Linked DNA regions of Homo sapiens: region 2 is linked to region 1. Evidence: chromatin loops called from intact Hi-C (ENCODE). Cell type or tissue: Calu3. All regions are shown on one strand.

Region 1 (8,000 bases):
ATTTAGAACCTCTTTGGATTGAGGGAAGCAAGAAGATGCAGAGGATAGCAATGGCTTAGTGACATTAGCTGGAGCCTAATTTTTATTCTGTTAATGAATCCCTAGATAACCTCTGGAAAGTCAGTGAGTCTCTTTCAGCCAAAATTTCTTCACCTTGAAAAAAATGAGAGAAGAACAATGCACCCCTTGAGGTGACCATAGGGAATGATTTACAAAATAAAATTAATAAAGTGAAAGTGATTTGTGAGCATTTGTGAGAATCATAGAAATATTTTTCCTTCCTCACAGATTAATTGCAGTATCTCTTGCTTTGGATCTTCAACATCCTACAAAACCAGCTGTTTCCATGTGTCTTTTCCCTTTTTCAATGTTTTAATAAAAGTCAGGGCTGCTGTTATGATTAGGAAGTTTCTACTCCAACCATAGTTATCTTCCACATTCAGATACGACAACGACTTAAATTTTTACCAGTAGAAATTTATTCATTTAGGTATCAGAAGCGTTTGGCTCTTTAGTAATCTCCAAATATATACCTATACAGACGATGACTCAGTGAAAACACATAAAGTGTCATCTTTCATATATGTATGTATGTACTTATACACATGAAAGAAAGATAATTGATATATGAAATGATATGTGTGTGTGCATATATGTGCAAGATAATACTTTATGTAGTATCACTGAGTCACTAAAACACACAGACTAGAGAAACAAAGGCATTAGAACAATGGAAAGAGGTCAACAAATAGCTTGCCTACATTTTACTTTTGCCATTAGTTTATTTTGAAAAATAACATTTTAATGATTTAGACGTACAGAAAAGTTGTGAATATAGTACAGAGAATTTCTATATATCCAGTTTCCCCTAACGTCTTATAGTAGCATAGTATATTTGTTACAATGAATAAACAAATAGGCTAGGCATGGTAGGTAGTTCACATCTGCAATCCCAGCATTTTGGGAGACCAAGGCAGGCAGATCACTTGAGGTCAGGAGTTTGAGACCAGCCTGGCCAACATGGTGAAACTCCATCTCTGCTAAAAATACAAAAATTAGCCAGGCGCGGTGGTACGTGCCTGTAATTCCAGCTACTCGGGAGGCTGAGACCGGAGAATTGCTCAGCCTGGGAAGTGGAGGTTTCAGTGAGCTGAGATTGTGCCACTACATTCCAGCCTGGGTGACAGAGTGAGACTCTCACTCAAAATAAATGAATAAATAAACACTTAATGATGCATTATTATTAAATAAAGTCCATACTTTACTTGGAGTTTCTTAGCTTTTACCCAGAGTCCTTTTTCTGTTCCATGATCTCATCCAGGATACCACATTACATTTATTGACTAAGTTTCCTCCTGGCTGTGGCAGTTTCTTAGACTTTTTTTGTTTTTGAGGACATTGACAATTTTGAGGGATGCTGGTAAGAATTTTGTACAATGCCCCTTACTTGGAGTTTTTCTAATGTTGTTCTCATGATTAGACGAGGGTTTTATGGCTTTGGGGAGAAACATTATGGAGGTAAAGTGCCACTCACATCCCATTATAGCATGACATGATTGTAAGGACTGGGTTAAACCGGAGAGGGAATGCCCCTCTGTAACAGGCAGCTGCTATGGAATTCTGGTGGCTGCTCTGCGGGAGTCCTGCCCAGTGCTGACTGATCTTGATTTCTCAACAGAGCCAGAAATCTCAATGTTTATGTGAAATATTCAACTTTTAAATATTGACAACTAACACAAATTTAAAACACAACGATTCCATACTTGTGTCAGCCAAATAAAATAAATCTGTGGGCCAATGTTGGTCTATGGTCACTAGTTTGCTAACTTTTTTTGTAAAGATATAGGAATTACTAGAGCTTGTTTTTTTGCTTTTTAGAGATGGAGTCTCGCTAAGTTGTGCAGGATGGAGCATCGTGGCTATTCACAAGTGCAATCATAGTGCACTACAGCCTTGAACTACTGGGCTCAAGAGGTCCTCCTGCCTCAGCCTCCTGAATAGCTGGGACTACAGGTGTGCACCACCACACCTGGCTAATTTTTAAATTTTTTGTAGAGACTAGACAGTCCTCTTGCCTCCGTCTCCCAAAATGTTGGGATTATAGGAGTGAGCCACTGAACCTGGCCTCTGCCTTTATTAATGTTTTCAAAGCAAGAGAGAGGCATTGCCAGATTTGACTCCACTTGCTTTACACTTTACAAATCATTTCTAGTAACAGTAGTAATGGAAAGACAGAGCGGAGTATAACTGTGAAGGACAGAGATTAGATCAACCATGCTTTTATCACTACAAGAGATAATGAAGACTTGACCCAAAGTCTCATATGAAAGTATGTCTCTTACACATATGCGATGACATAAGACTATGGTATAAAAATACATAGTATGAGCAGGGGCATTAAGAGGAGGTGATGTATTTGGAGACATTTCAGGGTTAAAACTATGAAGACTGGAGATGTGTTGAATTTACAGAGTGGGGGTAAGAAAGGCATCAAAGATAATGTCAGGGTTGATAACATGGGAGACTAAAGTGGTAGGATGACATGGTCTGAGGTAGGGGATGTAGGGAAGGAACAGGTTTGCAGGAGCAGATATTGGTGTCTCTGAATTGACCAGTTGGACACACTGCATGGGCACCTGGAAACACAAATCAATATCTGAAGAGAGAGATTGTAGCAAGAGATCTAGGTTAGGGTGTGTCTTAAGTAAGGTGATAGCTGCCATCCTCCAAGAATATAAGAACATATACATAGCATGAGAAAAGTACAGTCTTTTTTGTAGATGGGTCCAAAGAACAGGGAGCCCATAAAAGATGACCTTAATAATGCATCTTGTTCGACCCCTTCTCCCTATTGCCATGTATTAAAAGAATTAGGAGTTCACATTCAGAGCTTCCACCATGCTTCCTCTACTTCACCACCCGTCTAGGCCTCACTTTTTAGTTTCTGGCCCCCATGCTTCTATCACACCTACCATCACCCAGAGAATCCCTTCTATCTTGCCATTCAGGATACAATAAAATCTCTATTGTCTTCCTTCCTTTCTAATAATTTGTTTTCTCTTCTTTTCTGACTCTTTTTCCAACATCTGCTTGTCTACATGAAGCTCAGTTGGAGAAATAGGTTCAAACCCACTTTTGTTCATTATAGGTTCTATGGCTTTGGACAAGTGTCTTAACCCCTCTGAGTTTCAATATAGTTATCTGTAAAATGGAGATAATATTTACTCCCTGCTGTGGTTGTGTGGATTAAAAGCCTAAAATAGGTCAAACATTCATTCTTGAGACTGGCCCTAAGTAGGTGCTCAGTAAATAAAGACTCACTTCCTACTCTCACTGCTTTTTTCTATCTCTTAGTGTTTTGCTTGTATCTCTTTGTTGTCACCTGCTATGTACATTTTTGCATTTTCCTTCCTACTACAGTTCAAGCTCTTTGAGGACAGAAGTAGGATGTATCTGAATTTCTATCTATGCCTTCTTCATGGCATACAGTGTGGGCTCAATAACTATGAAAATATTTACGTATGTAAACATCTACAAATTAATAGTAAATATCTGGGACATTGTAGGCCTTAATATGTATCTGCCAATGGAGTCAAACCTGCAGCCAGGTGTGGTGGCTCATGCCTATAATCACAGCACTTTAGGGGGCCAAGGCGGGAGGATCACCTGAGTCCAGGAGTTCAAGGCCAGGCTGGGCAACATAGTGAGACCCCGTACTCTACAAAAAAATATTAAAAATTAGCCAGTCACAGTGGTGTGCGCCTATAGTCCCAGCTACTCAGAAGGCTGAGGTGGGAGGCTCGATTGAGCCCAGCTTGAACCTGGGAGGTTGAGGTTGGTTGCAGTGAACCATCATCACACCAGTACATTCCAGCCTGGGCAACATAGCGTGACCCTGTCTCAAAAACGAAACAACAACAGCAACAAAAAAAAAAAAAACTGCTGATGATTTTTCAACTCTATGCCAATGTAGAGAAAATATGAGACAAGGAAATCTTAGTTTGCTTTTATGCGTCATAAGCAAGTATTATTCTAAATTCTAAGCCCGTAGGGCACTCATGTATCACCAATGAGCTATACTCCTTTCTGAGGTAAAATATTAATCTATGCTATCTCCAGAAGGAGCAGCACCCTGAACGACCCACTGGGCAACTAGCTGAAAATCCTGCCCCCTTGGCACTTGTGGCCAGGAGAAGCAGCATGAATAACAGGTGCCTGGCACGAGGCCATCACAAAGTCAAGCCCTGTTTCCCTAAACCTTACCTGGAGTGCTTTTTCATATCACATTTCCCAAACTGCCTGCCTCTAGTGTTTTACTTAGACTCCGTTCACTTCCATAAAAGTGAGAAATGAAAAAGAACTACTGCCATTCAAATAGAATTGGTGTCAGGACTTAAGAGGAAGCAGTGGGCTTCTGAAACAAGTGCTGAGAGGAAAGGCTGAAGAGATGGATTGTGGTCTTGGTTTTGTAAGATTAACTAACTCGAAGACCCTGGGCAAATTGCCACTCTCTTTGAGTCTGTTTCCTCATCTGCATAATGGGAATACTAATTATCGGTTTTCCACCTTCCTGTGGCTTTTGCTAGGATTAGGTCGAGCAAAGCAAACTATTTGAAAAAAGTGAGTTTCCCTCTGAATTTTTAGTAGACAAATAAAAAGAACAATTACAGAGGGAGACTCTATTCAGAAATGAATTAACACTGATCTACTGTTAAACAAGGAAAGGGTTCGCTTGATTTTAAAGGGTAAATCTGGTATTTATTTGATCTTTGATCATTAGAGACGAGAATTCTTTGACCTGTCTTGAAATTGCCCTCACGAGTCCTTACTTCAAAGGACCTTGGTTTTCTATGTCTGCTTGGAGCATAGTTATTCCTTAGAAATAGATTTTTTTACCTAGTCTTTCACACATCCTTATCTCGATTACTTTTGTACACACACAAATCCTCAAGAAATTATAGTTTGGGACTCGTTTAAACTTGCATATGAAGAATAAGTGCAAGAATCTGGGAAAATAATCTGTCAGTTGTTTGTAATAATCGCCTTAAATAAGCAGTCCCTGGCTTATCAAAAGCTTGCCCAAGTTAAACAAAGAAGGCAGTCAGCAGAGCCTCAGACGCTGAACTGTGAACCCTGGCTGGACCTTGCACTAGGCAGCCTAGTAACAGGAAGGCAGCAAGACACACTTTGAACCAGGGGTTCTAAGGCTGCCGTGGGGTTATAGACAGGGTGACAGCTGCACTTTGCAGCCTGAACTTTGTACCTCGACACAGGAGCATTTAATCTCCATAACAGGCACTTTGTTTCATTACTTATTAACAGTTCCTCCTTGAGTAAAGTTCTTTGTTAATGGAGCTTTAAAATATGATCCCTCTCCCCCTTATGCCTGCCATGGGGATGGGCATTTGTGCTTGTTTGCACTATCTGCCGCTACCATGGGCTCATCGTCCCTGGGGGAGGGCTTTCTCCTGTTCAAAATTGGCCCTTGCAGAGATGTCACTTTGTAATTGTGACTCCAGAGGTGGCACAGTGCTCTCTGGTTTACCCTCAGAGAAGGTAACCGTGATCCTGATGCCATTAAATGTCACACCAGGCAGCGACTGGTGTCACTTCACCTCTCCCCACCATGTCAACTCTTCTATTTTTTATCTTCCTTTTCACTTACTGCTTTTCCTTTACCATTTTTTTCCTTCTCTCCTTATTTTTTTTCTGCACGTTCAGCCTCACAGTGGCACTGGAGTTAACTGATGGTGCCCCCTGTCACACACATCATCCCCTCAGCCAAAGAAGCCAAGACGTGTTTTGTTGCAGTTGGAAGTCAAAGCAATTTAAGGGCACGTTCAAGTAACCTCCTTCCCAAATAAACACACTGTAGTTAACTTCAACAAATCAGTAACTGATACTCAGTAAGCCTGAAGGGTTAGCTATTTAAAGAGAGGGTCTGAGCTCTAGAAAAGGGAGAGTGAGATTGTTAGTGAGCTAAGCATTAGGGACCACCTGCAAAATCCATACTAGTCCTAGTGAAAATACTCAGACTTCCATCCCCCTCCCCAAAACCAGATAATATATTGCTACTATTTCAATTGCCAAATTTTGTTCAATACTGATCAATAAGTAGTCTTTGGTTTCTGGGACCCAGGAGGTGGTGACTACAGGCTATTCATTTAGTAACCAGCAAAGATCAAAGGGGCCCCCTCTGAAGCTTTGCTTCAGGGTCTGGGGGCCAACAAATTAACCTTTCGCCACTGGGCTATTTTGTCTATTTTAGTAGTTGAGCTTAGTTCAGACACCAAGTCACCCTCTTCTCATTTTTCTTTTAATCTTAAAAAACGCCTGTGTGTCTAGCTTCTCATTCAGCAAGGGGTCAGTCCTGGAGCCCAGTCTAGGGTACCATGCAATAAATACCCCTAATTCTCTCTGACAATTCCTCATTCCCCAACCACATCTAGATCTTCCAGAGTGGTTCAGCCCCCCACTCACCTATCTGCTTTATTTCCCAGGCACCAAGTCCGTTTATGCCAAAGCCGGTTGACCAAAACGTACTTTGTTAGCCAACCTAATATTCCTGCCTCATTTTCCTCTGGTTTTTGCCTAGTGTTTTTTTTTCCTCTGTTCTTTTGTCATTTTCTCTCTCCCCTTCTCTTTTCTTTCCTTTGCTCTTTTCTTTTTCATTAACATGCTCAAATACGTAGTTTAGAAATTCATCACTGGAGTACAAATGACAAGGTACAGGAGCAGGTCTGTCTTCTCTGTGCACATTGCCCTCCCTCGTTCCTAATATATTTTTGCAAGCCTGCCGTGACAAGGGGATGTGATCCAGTCATTTATCCTAGTATCTGGATTTGGGTTATTTATAAGAAAAGGAGGGAAATTTAAAACAAATATAAATTATTTGGAAACATCACATCTCCAGCTTTTATGTTCAGCGTCATCACTGGATGATCCACAGACTCTATATATCTAGCTTTCCTGTGCTGGGCTTTCCAGGGACCACCTCATTTTACAGCAAGATGGCAGGGAGACAAAAAAGGCCAGGCCATGCATTTCATTGTTTCTGTGCCAACGATCTTTTTGGTACTGAAACGTTGCACTTTTGGCTCTTCCCGCAACAGTCTTCTTGCTTCCTGCTTTCCTCTGGAAGCGTGCCAGCACCCGCAGCTGGGTCTCCAGCAGCTCCTCCCAAAGCCTTGGATTAGGGCTGCACCTGTTCAGGATTTGCTCAATCTGAAAAGTAGTAGGGCTTCTCCAGAACACATAATTACCTTTGCCCTGAAAGCAATGCAGTCGGATGCTTTGGCAGCACACTCAGGACAGCCAGGGCTGCAGACATGGCCTCCAAATTCAGTCTCAGTTACCCCAGGCAGAACACGGGAATTGACCCTTCCAACTCCTCCACCTGCCTCTCGATCCCAGAATCTTGCCACCTGCTCCAGGTAGGTTTAACAAAGTGCAAGCAAAGGTGACTGTAGCTTACATAGCTAATTGCTATAAGATACAAGAATAAAACTATGTCATATCTACTATAATAATCTAAGCTTACAGATGAGAAATGCAGGGTTTGTTGAATTTCTTTTTTCGAATAAGATGAATTCGATGAAACAAACATGATTACCCCATTTGATTCTTAATTCCTGACCAATGAGTGAAAATGTATAAATATGAGTTCAGTGTTTCATGGACATCCTAACAACAATTCCTTCTAATTTTCCATATTTTTTTGGTCTCTTCTCCCTGTATACACACACACACACACACACACACACACACAGAGGAACAGGAGAGAAGAGATGGGGAAACCAGACAGTAATCTTGCTGTAGAATAGAAGGAGCACAGGACAGGATCAGCAAACACAAATGTCTGCAGAAAGATATGTACCAACAACCTGAGTGACAGAGACTTTCCCTTAGACTTCCCGGGACCAATATTTTTATCTTTTATGCTTTGGAAGAAATAGTCATTAATTCCCAGAGTGAAAAATTGAAGAAAAGAAGTGAAGAAA
Region 2 (8,000 bases), 82 kb before region 1:
GGTGAAACCCCATCTGTACTAAGAATACCCAAAAAACAAAAATTAGCCAGCCGTAGTGGAGCATGTCTGTAGTCCCAGCTACTCAGGAGGCTGAGACACAAGAATTGTGTGAACCTGGGAGGCAGATGTCGCAGTGAGTGAGATTGTGCCACTGTACTCCAGCCTGGGCGACAAGAGCAAAACTCAAAAAAGTTAAAAATAAATAAATAAATAATAATAATAAAATGAAAAATCAAAACAACCTGTCTGCCTGGTGGAAGTAACCTAATGTTTCTCTGATCCTGTTTGTGGCAGATATTAACTCTCAAAAATAACCATGTGATGCTCTACATTTCCCAGCCTTCCTTGCAGTATGGTGCAGTGATGTCACTGATGTTACTGAATTCTAGCAGAAAGGATGTAAGCCATTCCCGAGCCTGCCCCATAACCTCTTCCCAAACAATCCCTTGGATTTGTTTCCCTTCCTTAGCAACTTGAAAGCCAAGTGTTCGAGAGAAGAAAGCAAAGGCACCAAGATATTAATAGACATTATTAATCTAAACATTGAAATCATAGGTGATTTTATTTTATTATTTACAACTTCATGTCTTTCAAATTTTTTATAATAAGCATGTACTACTTTTATAATTACTAAAGTAATTTTCTCCATAGGAAAAGAAAACAAGTTATCTTAACTACAAGATAGAGGGAGCCTATCTGACCCATGTTAGATGGTGATGCAAGCAAGAAAGAAGACTTTGTCGTATTAGGCTATTGAGATTTGTCTGTTACATCAGTTTTTATTAATTACCTAAACCAGTGGTTCTCAAACCTTAGCATATCTAAAATCACCAGGAAAGCTCCTTAAAACACAGATTGCTCACAGGTGATTCAATGTTAAGTACCTGACATACCAGCATTAAAGCAAGAAATGCTTATTGCACCTCGGCTGCACTGAGATGAAGATGTGGGAAGAATTGGTGATGCCAGATTTCCAAGACATAGCACAATGGTGCGCTTATCTGAACCGACATGACTAAAAGCAATGCGGAAAGTAATGAATTAAAGTTACCTTGAAGCACAATTTTAATGGCAGCATGATTAGCATCTGGAAAACTAGGGGGCAGACAGACCAGCCTCCTTTGAGGTGACCTCTGTTGAGTAAAAGCATGGGTCAGATTCCAGGAGAGAAACCATAACCAGACACTGCAAGCAGTGGATCAGTGAGATTGTGGGGAAATCACAAATTATGGCATTCAGGATTTGTGCCACAATCTTACACCTGTATGCCCATCTCTACCAGTTCTTCATTTCTAAATAGAAGCAATAATAAAAAGTGATCTGCCAGAGGAGGGAAAATACCCATTAGGAATCCCACGATTTTCTAACAAGAATATTGGAGAAAAAAACAGACGCATTTCTATCCATGTAGTAGTGACAGACTCAACCCTGGATGTTAAAGGCAGCAATCAGACAAAATTCAATTTTCTTCTTTTCTTTTTTTAGATATGAAAAATGCAAATCTATGTAGTGGTTACTTCTACAGTAGTTTTCACAATAGCAATATTACCATATTTTCACTTTTCCCTTTTTTAAAAGGTAGTTTTGCATCATCTTGAACAACTTTACATTCTTCTCAATATCTTCTATAACAAGTCACAGAAACTAGTCTTTATTTTTATATTTAAAGATATTAAATGGGCCAGGCATGGTGGCTCATACCTGTAATCCCAGCACTTTGGGAGGCTGAGGCAGGCAAATCACTTCAGGTTAGGAGTTCAAGACCAGCCTGGCCAACATGGTGAAACCCCATCTCTACTAAAAATTAAAAAAAAATTAGCCAGGTATGGTGGCGGGTGCCTGTAATCCTAGCTACTCGGGAGGCTGACGCAGGAGAATTGCTGGAACCCGGGAGGTGGAGGTTGCAGTGAGCCGAGACCGTGCCATTGCACTCCAGCCTGGGTAACAAGAGCAAGACTCCATCTCAAAAAAACAAAGAAAAAAAATGCTATAAAACGTATTTCTCTTTTAGGATTTGACTTCTATAATTTAATTTGTTAATTGTCTCACAATAAAATGATAATAAATTATCCATGTTTTCCAGGAACTACTTTTTTTAAATCTCATTTTCTTCTCTTGATTTTTTACATAGCTCTGATCACAGAAATGGCCCTGCTTAAATATCACTGTTAATTTTCCTGAGGAGAACTTTGTTACTGCCAGTTATTAACTGAAAGTCTAATGGAATGGTTTGATGACACTATTTGGTTTTTCCATTCTATTTGCAATCCAGTGGGATTTTCACTCTTGATGTCGTTAACTCTTCATATTTAAATTTTAATCCTCATTTAGTAGCCGTCTGTTGTCCTTTACATGTCAAAAAATAATCTGAATTTTCTCTCTCGTTTTGAGGAAATTGTAATAGAAGAAATAATAAACTAAAATGAATTTCATTAAAGTTTTGATGTTCTAAAATTTTAAATATTTCAGCCTATTCAGAAAAAAGGTATCCTTTATTTGATTTCATTTATGTTGGTTGTGATTCATATTGAGTGTCAACCTGATTGGATTGAAGGATGCAAAGTATTGTTTCTGGGTGTGTCTTTGAGGGTGTTGCCAAAGGAGAATAACATTTCAGTCTGTGAACTGGGAGAAGAAGACCCACCCCTCAATCTGGGTGGGCACCATCTAATCAGCTGCCAGGGCAGCTAGGATAAAAGCAGGCAGAGGTACGTGGACGGGCTAGACTGATTGAGGCTTCCAGCCTACGTCTTTCTCCTGTGCTGGTTGCTTTCTGCCCTTGAATATGGGACTCGAAGTTCTTCAGCTTTTGGACTATTGGACTTACACCAATGGTTTACCAGGGGCTCTCAGGCCTTCCACCACAGACTGAAGGCTGTACTGTGGGCTTCCCTGTTATTGAGGTTTTGGGACTCAGACTGGTTTCCTTGCTCATCAGCTTGCAGACAGCCTATTGTGGGACTTCACCTTGTGATCTTGTGAGTCAGTACTCCTTAATAAAGTCTCCTTTATATATACAACTATCCTATTAGGTCTGTCCCTCTAGAGAACCCTGACTAATACATCGGTTTTGCAATATATATTACTAACCCTCTACTCTCTGCCAAGAATTGTGCTTAGTGATGCAGAGGGATCCACACCCACATGACGCAGCCTCTCCATCTTCAGAGCACTGAGAAGTCAGGTAAAGCCATAAATGCCCATGACACTGATAGTCAATGTTGAGTTCCTTAGGAAAAGTAGGACTTAAAAGCTACACATCAGAAGACTGACTGTAAGATAAATCAGTGAGGGATTCATGGATGTCTGAACTAGTTTGTGAAGAACTGTAGGATATTGACTGCAGGGACGGCAAATGCAGACACAAGGAGGCAGAATCATATGCAGCATATTCAGGAAGGGTGTATAACTTTTGGGGTGGCTGTAAAGCAATATGAAACAATATATCATCAATCAGAAGGCTGACAAAATGTAAGTTGATGCCAGGTTATAGAAGTTTAAACGGTACATCCAATATTTTGGAACTTAGCCTGTGATGTATTAGGGTATGACGGAGAAATGAGAAAATTAACAGTTTTGCCTTAAGAAGATGAAGGCTGTGTACAAAATAAATAAAGGAAAGGGTGAAAATAGAATTGATGGGTTATTGATGGGAGACAAGTTAGGTGGGTCAAAGCAGAGGAGGAAATCAAAGATGACTCTGGAGTTGAGAGCCTGATTAACTGGGTGGATAATGAATCCTCACACGCAAAAGGGAAGTCGGAGGACGGAGCTCATCTGGGGAAAGATGTCACTATAGACTCGAGTTAAAAATGCCAGTGGGATAAACCAGTGGAAATGCAGAGCAGGCAAGTACAAAAATGGACCTCTTGCTTCGAAGAGGGCTGGGAGTTAGTGCTAAAGATTTGGGAAATGGCTAAATCCATAAAGTGGGAGTTGGGGGCGAGGGCGATAGAAATCATCAAGTGAAAGAGTATGGCAAGAGAAAGGTGGAGAGCTAAGAATCATGCAGAGCTAGCATTGCCCAATTTACCGAGACAGCTTCTAGAACACTCATAATAGAGAGAATGGCCAACAGTGTCAAATGTTACAGAAAGAGGTAGATCAAGGAATTTCTGTTTGCATTTGTGATTAAAGTCAAGATTGAACGAGTCTATGTAGATAGTCTTTTGTGTCTTTGGGTCAAGTGTAGATTTGGCAGTCAGCTAGATCATCTGACAAAGCCAGAAATCAAACTAGATAACTCCTAACTCCCCAAATCCACCTGGACTCTGAATTATTTAGGTGGATTCCTGGAATTGACCACATTGCTTATAATTCCATGTCTTCTGGCTAAACTCTAACCTCCTTTAGGGTACAGCTTTTGTCTTACAAGCTCTTGGCCCTTAAAAGAAGCTTAATACTTTTTAAATATAGTAGTTGAATGAAAACTAACCCCAACTGTGTACAGATACTCAACCATTTGCGGGAGCAATTAGGAATAAAAGAGGAGAACCAAGGATTCAGCATAATGTGTGTTCTAGGGCCAGTATAACGCTAAAAAAGGAAGAACTAGGAAAGATAGATGACTTAGAGGCCCTTGGGTGTAACAGAGAGTCAGTCTTCCCATTGCTACCACAGAGACATGCTTCGTGGATTAATTAACTATTATTCTCCATTTACAAATGAGTTCATAGAGGCAAAGAGGTTAAGTCACTTCTAGAAGATCATAATGTGTCAGCAGGAGATCAAAGCCTGAAGGAACAGGCTTACCACTTAGAGCTCCATGTCTGTAACCTAATAGAGAGCTTCTGAACTTCTGTAAAACTGTGACTTCACTTCTTAGATGATGAGTTGTTAAAGTTCTCTCTGAGGTTAGTTTTACACGAGCAACTCAGGGAAAACATGCACTTTTAAGTGACAATAGTGCTGCTATTATCTCTTTAAAAATCATGTGTGGCCTTCCTTATTAAAGACAAAGTGGGAATTATTCTTGGTGGGAAGAGAAAACATATCCTCCCCATTTCCATTTCAGTCTAGGAAATAAACATTTACTGCATCATGAACAAACATATTTACTTGCGTTTTATCCAGAGCTTTTGAAATGATTGGTTGCAGGCATCCACTTGTAAAAGGTTTATTAGACACTGGTTTAAAAGATTCATTTCTTGAATCATAACTATTAAGAAGTTGAGGCAAAGCTACCTGATGGCTTCCTTTTTGACCTCACTGCAATCTTAAAACAGGGCACAGAAGAGTTAACAGGAGGCCCAGACAGTCCCCTGCTGATCCCATAATGAGTGGGAGCTACAGCTGAATGTCAATAGCTCTTGTGAACTTGGGTAACCCAGCTGAGCCCTCTGCTTGCCAGAGCTGGAGGAGGTAATCAGCTTGACCCCTGTGACCTTCCTGAGGCTGTGTTCTGTCCTGCATGGAGAAGCCTCTTTGCATATGACTCCTACATCCTGCTCAGTTCTCTTTTAGGAGAACTAGACCTGAGTCAGCCTCAAGAGGGAACATGATATAAATTAGTCAATGCTGGTTATAGGTTGCACAATGTAGTAGGTGCTTTAAAAAAAATTAATGGGAACACATCCTGGAAACCTCAAAAAGATTTCCAGGAACCACTATGACATCTGCCCTTCCAGTGTTATTAAAATAAATTGAAGGTTATGTAACAGTTCTGTCAGCACTTCACATTTCTTTGTGGAGTTGTGTTTCACCAAATGCTTTCACCTTTCTGGGTTTGGTAAATTGATTTCCTTTTGTTTCATTGTTTACTTGTCACTATTTCCATTGCATAGTCCCAAGGATGTCATATACACAATGTGTACATTATAGATTAAGAGGATATTTTGTAACATTTTCATTGAGTTCCTAAACAGCATTTCATCCTTATTCTGTGCAATGAAAGAACCTTGAACGATACATTAAGCTCCTTTCATTCTATGTGTGTCTAAATATATTGTTATTAAAAGAATGTTATTATTCATAAGCTGAGAGAATGCATGCTAATTGTGCCTTAAACTGCATAATTTATATAACCATGTAGAGTACAGCACAACAGCACTTCCCATAAAAGCAAAAGTGATTTGTACAATAAAGATTAACCTATGGTAGACTCTGCACACCTATAAGTAAGTCCCATAACAAATACATAGTTTATATTTTCAAGGAAATGGGACTTATCTGTAACAATAAGATTCAGTTGGCTTCAACTCATAGTGACGCTAAAGTGCTTTAACTCAAATACGCATAATTCCATCCAGCAACTACAGGCTTCATTTTTCCCCTAAAGCAAATTTACCCCCAAGTATATTTATTATGCATGCACAGTCTTTAGTACTGAGGAATCTTTGATCATGACTAATGGATTTTGCCTGGAAAAAATTTTATATACTGTAATTTGCTTAGTGATTGTAATAATAATAATTTTAAACCCTTATTAAATAATTGCTCTATAAAAGGTGAATTCCTTACCAAGTGCCATCAGCCACCATCATTACTTTTTGGGTTAAAGGGACAAAAAAAAAGATGCAGTTTCAATGTGGCCTAAGGAAACAAGCAAGGTTGGAAATCATAATCTGTGGTCAAATACTATCATTTATAGTGTTTTTTGTTCTTTGAACAGGTACATACAGTTGGACAATGGGGAGGTGGGGAAAGAAAGGGCCTGCTATCAATTCTATATTGTTTAATATTATACTCTCAACTTAGCCCTAAGAGAAACAACACAGCTATGACCCTAAGATGAGCTGAGACGACAGATGGTCAGAATTACTTGAGGAAGATGACACTTTCATATTTTATCATAGCTATCTCTCTCTCTCTCTCTCTCACACACACACACACACACACACACATACACACGCACAGACGCACATGACAATGTAACAATGGCACTGTACTCAGACTTTTCTGTTTCTGGCTCAAGCATCTTGTAACTGAGAGCTTGAACATCTCTGAACAAATATCTTAAGAGTACAATTCCCAAAGGAGGCTGATTTTTCAAAACACACGCCACGTGCCCAAGGAAACCATGTCTCAGGATCAGTTCTGACAAGCACGCTAAACTAACAAAATATATTTCCTTTGCTGCTTTTAAAAAGCCAGTTAAGATCAGATCACATGATAACTAGTTATTTTAACTAAGTCTAAATTCGTATACAGAGTTTGCTCTTAGAAAGTGTCACATTTGTTTTGCCCCTAAAACACTCCTCTTTACAAAGATTTGTGGAATCAATTTCTGTAAACAAATGTAGAGAGCAAATCTTTACCTAGGTAGATCGCGTTATAACAGCACAGAAGAACTTCACGGCTTTGTTAGAAGTGTCCCTTTTTTGCTTCTAGGTCCTGCACCACCACCACCACCCACACTTCCCTGAAGGGAGAAGAGCTTTGTCAAAAGATTTCCCGGTAAATCAAAAGCACTTTGTGGATAGGAATAGTGTGGACCGTGCCTGAATGAGACCTAGTTATGTATGTGGTGCTCTCCAAAATGAGTTCTTGCTGGCGCCAGTCAATCAAATACCTAAACCCCTAAATGAATGAGGAAGTTTGAGAAACTGCTGTAGTAACTAGGTTAAGTTAAACAAATACACCCAAGTTTTGCATAGTTCTGTATTCCTCCAATCAAAATAAAATTTTCACAGCTTAGCTGCCCAAATATACTTGTGGCGCTATCCTTCTTGAGGTCACGAAATGACATTCCTGCTATGTGCTCTGTGCTGTGAATACTGTGATAACTCTACGATTTCACAGACATTTTCAGGGGTTTTATGATTCTGTGTCAGACCCTGTGAAAAGTCAGGGGAAAGAAAGACAATGAAAATAATACATTGCCCAGTCTTTTTTGTTTGTTTGTTTTTGTTTTTTTTGTTTTTTGTGTTTTTTTTTTTTTTTAGAGATGGAGTCTCGCTCTGTCGTCCAGGCTGGAATGCAGTGGCACGATCTCGGCTTACTGCAACCTCTGCCTTCCAGGTTCAAGCAATTCTCTGCCTCAGCCTCCTGAGTAGCTGGGA

Evidence for each region. A loop is a pair of places that touch in the nucleus more often than their neighbours do. Peaks named below come from ENCODE experiments on the same cell type or tissue, not always from the same donor. Only the 100,000 strongest peaks of a DNase experiment are listed, where the experiment ranks them.
Region 2: a loop joins it to region 1, with 3 times the contacts of the local background. A loop is called at or near these places in 2 of 110 quality-filtered maps.

What each region holds. Positions count from the first base shown.
Region 1 is chr21:15,137,890-15,145,889 of GRCh38, reverse strand. LOC107985483 (a long non-coding RNA gene) reads left to right here and starts at 7,283. Exons shown (of 4, transcript XR_001755094.2): 1 at 7,283-7,433. RefSeq lists an enhancer at 5,208-5,502 and a silencer at 5,208-5,502. In Calu3, no CTCF peak of the experiment used is centred here; DNase peaks (open chromatin) are centred at 4,189, 5,189 and 7,139.
Region 2 is chr21:15,219,587-15,227,586 of GRCh38, reverse strand. No RefSeq gene overlaps it. Among named protein-coding and RNA genes, the nearest start is that of LINC02920, 160 kb to the right of the region's middle. RefSeq lists an enhancer at 4,985-5,574. In Calu3, no CTCF peak of the experiment used is centred here; a DNase peak (open chromatin) is centred at 3,136.